2 separate regions of the Homo sapiens genome follow, and region 2 is linked to region 1. A link is an interaction called in ENCODE POLR2A ChIA-PET data of the cell type or tissue named here. Cell type or tissue: PC-9. All regions are shown on one strand. Each heading gives the region's core, and the rest is flanking DNA. Links, peaks and the distances in the headings are about the cores only.

Region 1 (5,307 bases), core at 485-4,484:
AATTACATTGCTGCATTACACAGTACTGTGCGATACCCAGGCAGACCCTCTGTTTCCCTCAAGTAGTAAGTAATCTATGCTATGAGGAGATGCTATGAACCCTTACAGGGAAAAGGGGGACAGGAAGGGGTCATTTCACTGGAAGCCAGGCAGTTTCTCCCACTCTCAGGGCCAGGGTAGTAACCACCACCTACAGGTAAAGCCTTGACTGCCTAGAATTACAGCACGACCCTGGCTGAGTTTGGCCTTTTCTTTGAGAGAGAGAAAGGGGCTGTAGCTGTGCCTTGCTTTGCCATGGCGAGAGCTCTATTTATTTTTAGAAACAGGTTCTCCCTCTGTTGCCCAGGCTGGAGTGCAGTGGTGCCACCACAGCTCACCGCACCTCAAATTCCTGGGCTCAGGCAATCCTTGTCCTTCAGCCTCCGGAGTAGCTGAGACTGCAGTTGCATGCCACCATGGCTGGCTAAGTTTTAATTTTTTGTAGAAATGGAGGTCTTGCTTTGCTGCCCAGGCTGGTCTCAAACTTCTGGGCTCAAGCGATCCTCCTGTCTCAGCCTCCCTGTTGTCTGGGATTATAGTTCTGTTTTTATTTTTTAAAATCTCATTGGAAACAATATTTGTATAGGTCAAATTTCGAAATGATAAAGTACCTATGAAATAACATCTGAATCTTTAAAATGTTTTCATAATAACTGCCCTAACAACAGAAGATATTTGTATGGTTAAAGGCTCTCCAAATCTCAGCGGATGACTCGCTTATTTAAAGCACATGTAATGCAGGCCGGGCGCGGTGGCTCATGTCTGTAATTCCAGCACTTTGGGAGGCCGAGGCGGGCGGATCACTTGAGGTTGGGGGTTCGTGACCAGCCTGGCCAACATGGTGAAACCTTGTCTCTACTGAAAATACAAAAATTAGCTGGGCATGGTGGTGTGCACCTGTAATCTCAGCTACTCGGGAGGCTGAGGCAGGAGAATCGCTTGAACCGGGGAGGTGGAAGTTGCAGTGAGCTGAGATTGCGCCACTGCACTCTAGCCTGGGCGACAGAGACTCTGTCTCAAAAAATACATACATACATAAAAATAGAGCACATGTAATGCAAGCGGGAATCCAGATTATGTGTTGGGGTTTGTTGGGATAGGATTAGCTTTTATCCCAGTGGTTACTGTCAGACACCTGGGATTTCAAGACATAGTTTGAATGTTTTGTATAATCCTTCTATATTTCCAAGAACAAGATGCTAATATAAGAGCTCAGGCCAGACACAGTGGCTCATGCCTGTAATCCCAGCACTTTGGGAGGCTGAGGCAGGAGGATTGCTTGAGGCCAGGAGTTCAAGGCCAGCCTGGGCAACAAAGTAAGATCCCATCTCTACAAAAACTAACAATTACAAAAATTAGCTGGGCATGGTGGCATGTGCCTGAAGTTCCAACTACTTGGAAGGCTGAAGTGGGAGGATCCCTTGAGCCTAGGAGGCACAGGTTGCAGTGAGCTGAGATCATGCCACTTGCACTCCAGCCTGGGTGAGAGAGTGAGATCTTGTTTCTGGGGAATAATAATAATAATAAAAAAAAGGTCAGCCATGCTTTACATTTGATTTCTGACACATAAAAGGTCACTAGTCTAAACAGCATTAGAAAAGTCCAATTTGAAAACAATTAAAAACTCCCTTTAAAAAAATGAAGATGGGGGTGGGCGCAGTAGCTCACACCTATAATCCTAGCACTTTGGGAGGCCGAAGCAGGTGGACTGCTTGAGCTCAGGAGTTTCAGACCAGCTGGGCAACAGAGCAAGACCCTGTCTCTATAAAAGATACAAAAATTAACTGGGTGTGGTGGGGCACACCTATAGCCCCAGTTACTTGGGAGGCTGAGGTGGGAGGATCCCTTGAGCCAGGGAGTCGGAGGATGCAGTGAGCCAAGATCAAGCCACTGCATTCCAGCCACTGCACTCTCACTCATTTTGAGACAGAGTGAGACCCTGTTTCAAAATAAAAGATGGTTATTCACGTTGCAAAACTAATTTGCAAAACGATTCATCAAAAGGTTTCTCAAATAGCAGCTCTATTTCCTGTATTAAAGGGTTAGTTTTCAGGTGACTAATTCCTATGCAGGAAGTCTGAAAGGCAAACAAATTAACATGAGGTACAGTCCATACAAGATCAAGGAGAAGCCAGAAATCTTTACATGCCCAGTTTCTAGAACTAGTAGGAAAGTAGGATTCCAATTATAACATTTGATCTATCATTGTCATGTGTTGGTAACACATGCCAAAGCATTTAGAAAGTTAGCTCTTCCTAGCAGTTCTTTATTTTCCCTCCCTTCCTTCCTTTCTTTCTTTCTTTCTCTTTCTTTCTTTCTTTCTTTCCTTCCTTCCTTCCTTCTTTCTCTCTCTTTCCTTTCCTTTCTCTCTCTCTTTTCTTTCTCTTTCCCTCCCTCCTTTTCTTTCCTTCCTTTCTTTCTTTTCTTTTCTTTCTTTCTTTTTCCTTCTCTTTCTTTCCCTCCCTCCCTCCCCTTCCTTCTTTCCTTCCTTCCCTTCCCTTTCCTTCCTTCCTTCTTTCTTTCTTTCTTTTTCTTCCTCTCTCTTTCTCCTCCCTTCCCTTCCCTCCCCTCCCCTCCCCCCTCCCTACTCCCCTCCCCTCCCCCTCCCCTCTCCCTCCTCTCCCCTCCCCTTCCCCTCTCCCTCCTCTCCCCTCCCCTCCCCTTCTTTTCTTCTTCTTTTTTTTTTTTTTGATGGAGTTTCGCTCTTGACGCCCAGGCTCTTGTCACCCAGGTGCAATCTCGGCTCGCTGCAGCCTCTGCCCTCTGGGTTCAAGCAATTCTCCTGCCTCAGCCTCCCGAGTAGCTGAGATTACAGGCGCCTGCCACCACATCTGGCTAATTTTTATTTTTTTTTTTTGAGACGGAGTCTCGCTCTGTCGCCCAGACTGGAGTGCAGTGGTGCGATCTTGGCTCACTGAAAGCTCCACCTCCTCGGTTCACACCATTCTCCTGCCTCAGGCTCTCGAGTAGCTGGGACTACAGGCGCCTGCCACCATGCCCAGCTATTTTTTAAAATTTTATTTTTAGTAGAGACTGGGTTTCACCGTGTTAGCCAGGATGGTTTTGATCTCCTGACGTTGTGATCTGCCCACCTCAGCCTCCCAAAGTGCTGGGATTACAGGTGAGAGCCACCACGCCCAGCTAATTTTTCGTTTTTAGTAGAGACAGGGTTTTGCCATGTTGGGCAAGCTGGTCTTGAACTCCTGACCTCAGGTGATCCGTGCCCTGCCCTTTTTTTTTTTCTTTTTTTGAGACAGAGTCTGGCTCTGTCGCCCAGGCCGGAAGGCAGTGGGGCGATCTCAGCTCACTGCAACCTCCGCCTCCAGGGTTCAAGCAATTCTCCTGCCTCAGCCTCCTGTGTAGCTGGGATTACAGGCACCTGCCACCATGCCTGGCTAATTTTTGTATTTTTTGTAGAGATAGGGGGGTTTCACCATGTTGGCCAGGCTGGTCTTGAACTCCTGGGCTCAAGCGACCCACCCACCTCAGCCCCCCAAAGTGCTGGGATTACAGGTGTGAGCCACCATGCCCGGACCACCTAGCATTATTTCTACAGCCTACATAAATGTCAGGGACATCAGTCCTCCCCTTCTGAGGTTTAGGTAGGTGATTAGGCTCCCTGAAGAGGAGAAATGTGATCACACCAATCCTTCAACTGCTAACCTAATTCTGTTCTCTACAAATATTTTTTTTAACTTGAAAGTTTTAGTACCTTCATTTACACATTAACTTTGAGAGAAAGGAAACTGTGAAAGGTTAATGAACGATAACCACATCCAAACAGGCTTCTCTCTAATTTAAACATTTTCAACATTCATTCCACATCCCGCCTGCAAGTTTAATAAGTAAACATGCGAGTCACATTGTGCTCAAAGTGGGTGATACAAAGGCGAGAGGTCCCTGCCTTTGGGGAGCCCACAGCCTGGGGAAGAGGTGTAACCTCCACTCAGCCTCACTTTACTTCCCAGGTCCTCAAATGATCGTTTGATATTTGGTGCTTCTGAGTTTCAGAGATGCTAGAATGAGCTGGTTGTTCCAAAGAACTTTGCTGAAGGGCGTTATAACCTATGTAATAGCCAAATTTCAACAACCAATGCCAAACACTGTGATTCTGAGTCGTATTTTGAATGTTCTTCATGACTTCTCCATATTTTTGTAAATGAAATGCTAACTTAGAGCTCCTCCCATTTGGACAATGCGGAAGAATCTCAAAGCTGAACTCGTAATCCTATTGCCTCTCTGATGAGAACCAACTCCTTGCCCAGTGTTGCCATCCAAAGGTTTAGGTCTGAAACCTGGAAATCAGACTCCTAGCCTCCCTCCCACTTACTGCCTACGTCTAACTAGTTAACCCAAGTTTTACCTCCAAAGCATCTCTTGAACCCACCCACTTCTCTCAGTCCCCGAGGCAGCTACACCACAGGGTAACCACAAGACCTCACTGTTTCTCCCCATCGCCTCACCGCACCTGCCCATTGGTGCCCACCCAGTCTCCAGGCTGCTGACAGGATGGTCTCTTAAACAAGCAAATCTTTTTTTTTTTTTTCTTTTTTCTGAGATGGAGTTTCACTCTTGTTGCCCAGGCTGGGGTTAAATGCTGTGATCTAGGCTTACTGCAACCTCTGCCTCCTGGATTCAGGCGATTCTCCTGCCTCAGCCTCCCAAGTAGCTGGGATTACAGGCACCCACCATCCATGCCTGACTAATTTTTTGTATATTTACCCGAAACGAGGTTTCACCATGTAGGCCAGGCTGGTCTCGAACTCCTGGCCACAGGTGATCCACCCCCTTCAGACTCCCAAAATGTTGGGATTACAAGCGTGAGCCACCGTGCCCGGCCTTAAACATGCAAATCTGATTATCTCTCTCCCCTTCTTAAAAATGTTCCTTTTTTCCATTGCCCTTAGGTAATAGGCCCAAATCCACACCTTGTGTATAGGTCCAGAAGACCTTCAGGCCTCACCCCAGACCCTTCCTGGCCCTCAGGCCACACTCCTGCCTTGCAGTTCCTCTGACATGATGCAGTCTTTCCTGTCTCAGGGCTTTCACCTATTAGTTCACTCAAACTGAACGTCCACTCCCCACCCTCCCGCTGGCCCGAGCGTCACTTCCTCTTGATCCCATCTGTTTCCCTGATAGGCTACACATCCCTGCTGAATGTTCCCATGGCACCAGGATTCCTCACAGCACTGACAGGAGTTATGATCACGACACCAGCTGTGTCCTTCCAACTATTACTGGTCTGCAAATCCCGTGAGGACAGAGTCT
Region 2 (5,307 bases), core at 822-4,821, 1.2 Mb before region 1:
ATTCATTGAACACAATAGTAAGAAATGAAAACTTGAAAACAATAATTTTTTTTTTTGAGACCAGAGTCTTGATGTGTCTCCCAGGCTGGAGTGCAATGGCACAATCTTGGCTCACTGCAGCCTCCACCTCCCAAGTTCCAGTGATTCTCATGCCTCAGCCTTCCAAGTAGCTGGGATTACAGGCACCCACCACCACGCCTGGCTAATTTTTGTATTTTTAGTAGAGATGGGGTTTCACCATGTTGGCTAAGCTGGTCTTAACTCCTGGCCTCACGTAATCCACCTGCCTTGACCTCTCAAAGTGCTGGGATTACAGGCCTGAGCCACTGTGCCCAGCCTAAAAATATTCTTTATACAGGCGATTAACCACAAACATCAAGCACATTTACAAAGAATTACAAAATCTCTGTCACTGGAAATATTTTTCTCTGTCACTGGAAATTTTTTTTTTTTTTTTTTGAGATGGAGTCTCACTCTGTCGTCCAGGCTGGAGTGCAGTGGTGTGATCTTGGCTTACTGCAAGCTCCGCCTCCCGGGTTCACACCATTCTCCTGGCTCAGCCTCCCTAGTAGCTGGGACTACAGGCGCCTGCCACCACACCTGGCTAATTTTTTTTTCGTATTTTTAGTAGAGACGGGGTTACCGTGTTAGCCAGGATGGTCTCGATCTCCTGACCTCATGATCTGCCCACCTCGGCCTCCCAAAGTGCTGGGATTACAGGCATGAGCCACCACGCCCGGCCACTGGAAATATTTTTTAACATGTGATGAGTTCAACCTTTAGGCAAGACCTAAATGCTTTCTAGCTGATTCTTACTCATTAAGGGAACTTCTAAAAGCTCATTAGTGTTTTACTTTAACCTATATAGGATTAAAGGATTAGAGCTTTTTTTTGAGACAGAGTTTTGCTCTTGTTCCCCAGGCTGGAGTGCAATGGCTTGATTTTAGCTCACTGCAGCCTCCTCCTTCTGGGTTCAAGCGATTCTCCTGCCTCATCCTTTCAAGTAGCTGGATTACAGGCACGTGCCACCATGCCCGGCTAATTTTTTGTATTTGTAGTAGAGACAGGGTTTCACCATGTTGGCCAGGCTGGTTTTGAACTCCTGGCCTCAGGTGATCTACCTGCCTCAGCCTCCCAAAGTGCTGGGATTACAGGCATGAGCCACCGTGCCCGGCCAGAGCATTTTGAGAATACATGGTCTCATAAACTTTTTTGGCTTGCAGGATCAAAAATAAAGATATGTGTTGATTTTACTCAGATAATATGACTTGTAAAGCTGGAGTGCAGTGGCGCGATCTCGGCTCACTGCAAGCTCCGCCTCCCAGGTTCACGCCATTCTCCTGCCTCAGCCTCCCGAGTAGCTGGGACTGCAGGCGCCTGCCACCACGCCTGGCTATTTTTTCGTATATTCAGTAGAGACACGATTTTACCATGTTGGCCAGGCTGGTCTTGAACTCCTGCTCACCTTGGCCTTCCAAAGTGCTGGGATTACAGGTGTGAGCCACTGCGCCTGGCTGAAAATTTTTATTTTATTTATTTATTTTTTATACGAGAGCTCTTGTTTCCTGATGGAAACAAAAGAAACAAATGGAGAAAATTTTCGATGAAGTGACATTTGAGATCGAATGTGGAGAAGAAGGTAGTCATTTCTGAGTGGGAATCAACTTGCCATTTTGTTCCTACGCAAAACTTGTGGTGGTTCTGTATTGTTTATACCTGTACTGAAAAATCTAAAATACTTACCCAGGCTACTTCTCCCTTGAATGAATAAATCGTATAAGTTGTTTTTTCTTTTCCTTTTTTTTGGAGACAGAATCTTGCTGTGTCATGCAGGACTGAAGTGCAGTAGTGTCATTATAGCTCACTGAAGCCTGAAACTCCTGGCCTCAAGTGATCCTCCTGCTATGGCCTCACAAAGTGTTGGGATTGCAGGCGTGAGCCACCATGTCTGGCCTGGTTCTCTTGTTTGACCAAACTGATTTACTTATTGTCGTCTCACTCCTTTCTTTCCCTCGCATGCTTCTCATTTTTGTTTACACTCTTTTCTTCTGCCTGCAATATTCTTTCTCCTCTCTACAAATTTAAATCCTATCTGGCTTACTATATGTGATTGCCTTACCCTGTAACAATTTAGCCTCTGAACCCCAGTATAGCACCTGCTTTCTGTACTATTGAAAAAAAATTTATCTCATTTGTGTATATATTCTCATTCTCTCTCTCTTTCCAGTTAGATAGTACACCATAGTCTTTGTGTGATAAGACCTCTTGTTTTAACTTTTTCTAGTTTTCTTTGCATATCTAGGGTCAGAAATGGTTATAAAAATATTTCCTATGTTCTTAAGAAAATTACAAAAAGGTAGAAAAATATCATGATTTATCTTTACTTTGGGAAAAATAGGTTTGGAGCTGGAACATATACAAGTGGGAAGAGGCAGTTAAGAAATTGGGAAGTGGTAGAAAAGCAGCAGCGTTATGTATGCACAATGTGCCCCATTTCTCTTCACCCTATACTCATGTCTAAGGTATACTTGTTAACATGGGGGTCAGACTCCGTGTTCTTGTGTAATTCGTTAGAGCATCTTCTGGAAAAATGCTTGAGCTGTAACTATGGGGAGGAATATGTATAACTTTCATCCTGGAAAACTTGGATAAAGAAAGCCTGTAGTGAATGTAGTCATATATCTGTATCATACTAGATGCTGCTACTTAGATTTCCTGTTATTACATCAAAATCATCTTGTCCAGAACAAGACATTTTCCCTCATAGATCAGTTTTCCCATTTGATTTAGTCAGTTCTCTTGGTGGCATCATTGTTTTCTCATGTTTGAAATACTTGAAACCCTGAAGAGACTCCTGACTTTTTTCTTTCCACACTTAATTTCCATTTAGCTAATACCTGTAGGTTGAAAGTTATTGTGTTATTGAAAGAATATTGAGCTATATTAAAGACCTGTTGAGATTTTTACTCTGCTGCCATTAGCTTATGATCTTAGGCAAATATTGATCTGTCTGAGTCTTGATTTCCATATTTGTAAGAAGGTGTGATGGGATTCATTATTCCAGAGACACTTCACATTTTTTAAATGATTTTTTTTTTTTTTAATTCTTCGGCACTCTGGTTTACCTCTGTCACCTCCTTTCTTTTTTCTCTTCTAATTTGACCCCAGTGGCTTTATTCCTAGGTTCTTGTAATATCTTTTCTTGCCCTTTGTCTCTTTCTTCTGGTCAATCCATCTAGTGTTAATGGTTCTGAAACATGGATTTTATTGTGTCGTATTTCTGCCTGAGTAGTCAAGCATTCTTCTTTGCCTACAGAATAAATTCTGCATTTTTTTTGACTCATTTTCAGACTCTTTCACCATCTAGTCAGAGGCTGTAAACTAGTGGCCTGTGGGCCAGTATAATCCTACATCCCCTTTTCCCCCCATCATTTTCCTTTATCTTCTAGTAGAAATCTTCTCGTTCCAGTTAAGTTGTTCCTCTTTATTTTCCCGATAGGAAATACTGTATTCTCCTCTTGAAGCATGTGCTCTGGCTCTTTCCCTCTATTATTTGTCTTCTGTGTAAATTATCTTCACTTGTCCTAGAAACCTCCTCATACACACTGATATTTAATAAAGATAGCCCTCTTTTGTGAATTTGCTTGAAAATGGAAGCATTAGAAGTAGGTAAAGTTATGAGCCAAGGAAATAAGTTATTCATTGAACAAATATTGAGCTGTAATATAATATTATATCATATTATGTAACAAAATATTGAGTACCTATTATGTGGTGGACTGTGTTATCTGATTGGGGCTGTTACAATGATCAAGAAAGACTATGTTCCTCCCTCATTGAGCTTATATCCCATTGCAATCAATATGCAAAAATAAGTAGGTTGACAGCCTGCCTTCAGAGTGCTTTTATAAACATCTTACTTGATCTGAACAGCAATCCTGAAGTACTTGAGAAAACAGAAGTTCAGCTGGCGCAGGCAGGATCACTTGAGGCCAGGAGTTACCAGCCTGGACAACATAGCAAGATCCCATCTCAAAAAAAAATTAACTTGGTGTGGCATGCACATGTACTTCTAGCTAGTGAGGAGACTAAAGTGGGAAGATCACTTAAGCCTAGGAATTCAAGGCCGCAGTGAGCTATGATTGTGCCACTGCACTCCAGGTTGGAAGGTCAGAGAGTTTAAGTGAATTTCTCAGGATCAAATGGATAATACGAGGTAAAGAGAGGTGTTTTGATGTGGTCCAGTGCCCAGTCTCTCTCTCTCTCTCTCTCTCTCTTTTTTTCTTATTTTTTTTTTTATTTTTATTTTTTTTGGAGACCAGGGTCTCAATCTGTCCCCCAGGCTGGAGTGCAGTGGCGCCATCTCCACTCACCACAACCTCTGCCTCCTGGGTTCAAGTGATTTTCCTGCCTCAGCCTCTTGAGTAGCTAATTTTTGTATTTTTAGTAGAGATGGGGTTTCGCCATATTGGCCAGGCTGGTCTCAAACTTCTGACCTCAAGTGATCCACCTGCCTCGGCCTCCCAAAGTGCTGGGGTTACAGACATGAGCCACTGCGTCTGGCCTAGTCTGTCTTATTACTTAGACAATGTAGTTTTTTTTTTTTTTTTGAGACGGAGTCTCGCTTTGTCGCCCAGGCTGGAGTGCAGTGGCACGATCTCGGCTCACTGCAAGCTCCACCTCCCAGGTTCACGCCATTCTCCTGCCTCAGCCTCCCAAGTAGCTGGGACTATAGGCGCCCACCACCATGCCCGGCTAATTTTTCTGTATTTTTAGTAGAGACGGGATTTCACCGTGTTAGCCAGGATGGTCTCGATCTCCTGACCTCGTGATTCGCCCGTCTCGGCCTCCCAAACTGCTGGGATTACAGGTGTGAGCCACCATGCCGGGCCTAGACAATGTAGTTTTTAAGTACAGGAGAATAAAGCATAAAACATGAATATTTCCAATTATACATCACCCTCCTTCTCAGATCTAAACCTTGTCAACAATTTAGTGTACATCTTTCACTCTCCTTGTGTAAATGCTTGTGCACACAAGCTTGTGTGTTTTAACAGATGCCATTATATTGTTTGAATTTTTTTCACTTGTCTTGGAGAGGTTTCCATATCAGTTGTCTGCATTTTTAAAAATGCCTGAATAATATTGTGTAGTGTGGCTGTTCTCTTACATGCAGTGAGTATTAATATATTCATAGTCTTTGTTTCTGTTTTTGGTGTACACTGTGGCAGTCAAATCCTTGTATGTACATCTTTGTAGACACTTGCAGCTGTTGCTTTAGTTTAAGGCCTTGATTTCCATTGTGAA

Evidence for each region. Peaks named below come from ENCODE experiments on the same cell type or tissue, not always from the same donor. Only the 100,000 strongest peaks of a DNase experiment are listed, where the experiment ranks them.
Region 2: POLR2A ChIA-PET joins it to region 1 with 16 read pairs; 1 of 35 experiments calls an interaction of 5 or more read pairs at or near these places.

Annotation. Positions count from the first base shown.
Region 1 is chr7:140,589,329-140,594,635 of GRCh38, forward strand. All of the region lies in intron 3 of DENND2A (DENN domain containing 2A), which reads right to left. Among named protein-coding and RNA genes, the nearest start is that of DENND2A, 49 kb to the right of the region's middle. RefSeq lists enhancers at 4,563-5,063, 5,001-5,295. In PC-9, for the core only: no CTCF peak of the experiment used is centred there; a DNase peak (open chromatin) is centred at 2,083; H3K27ac peaks cover 1,447 bases.
Region 2 is chr7:139,385,964-139,391,270 of GRCh38, forward strand. The region is part of intron 3 of FMC1-LUC7L2 (FMC1-LUC7L2 readthrough); the gene reads left to right. All of the region lies in intron 2 of LUC7L2 (LUC7 like 2, pre-mRNA splicing factor), which reads left to right. Among named protein-coding and RNA genes, the nearest start is that of LUC7L2, 29 kb to the left of the region's middle. In PC-9, for the core only: no CTCF peak of the experiment used is centred there; no DNase peak of the experiment used is centred there; H3K27ac peaks cover 778 bases.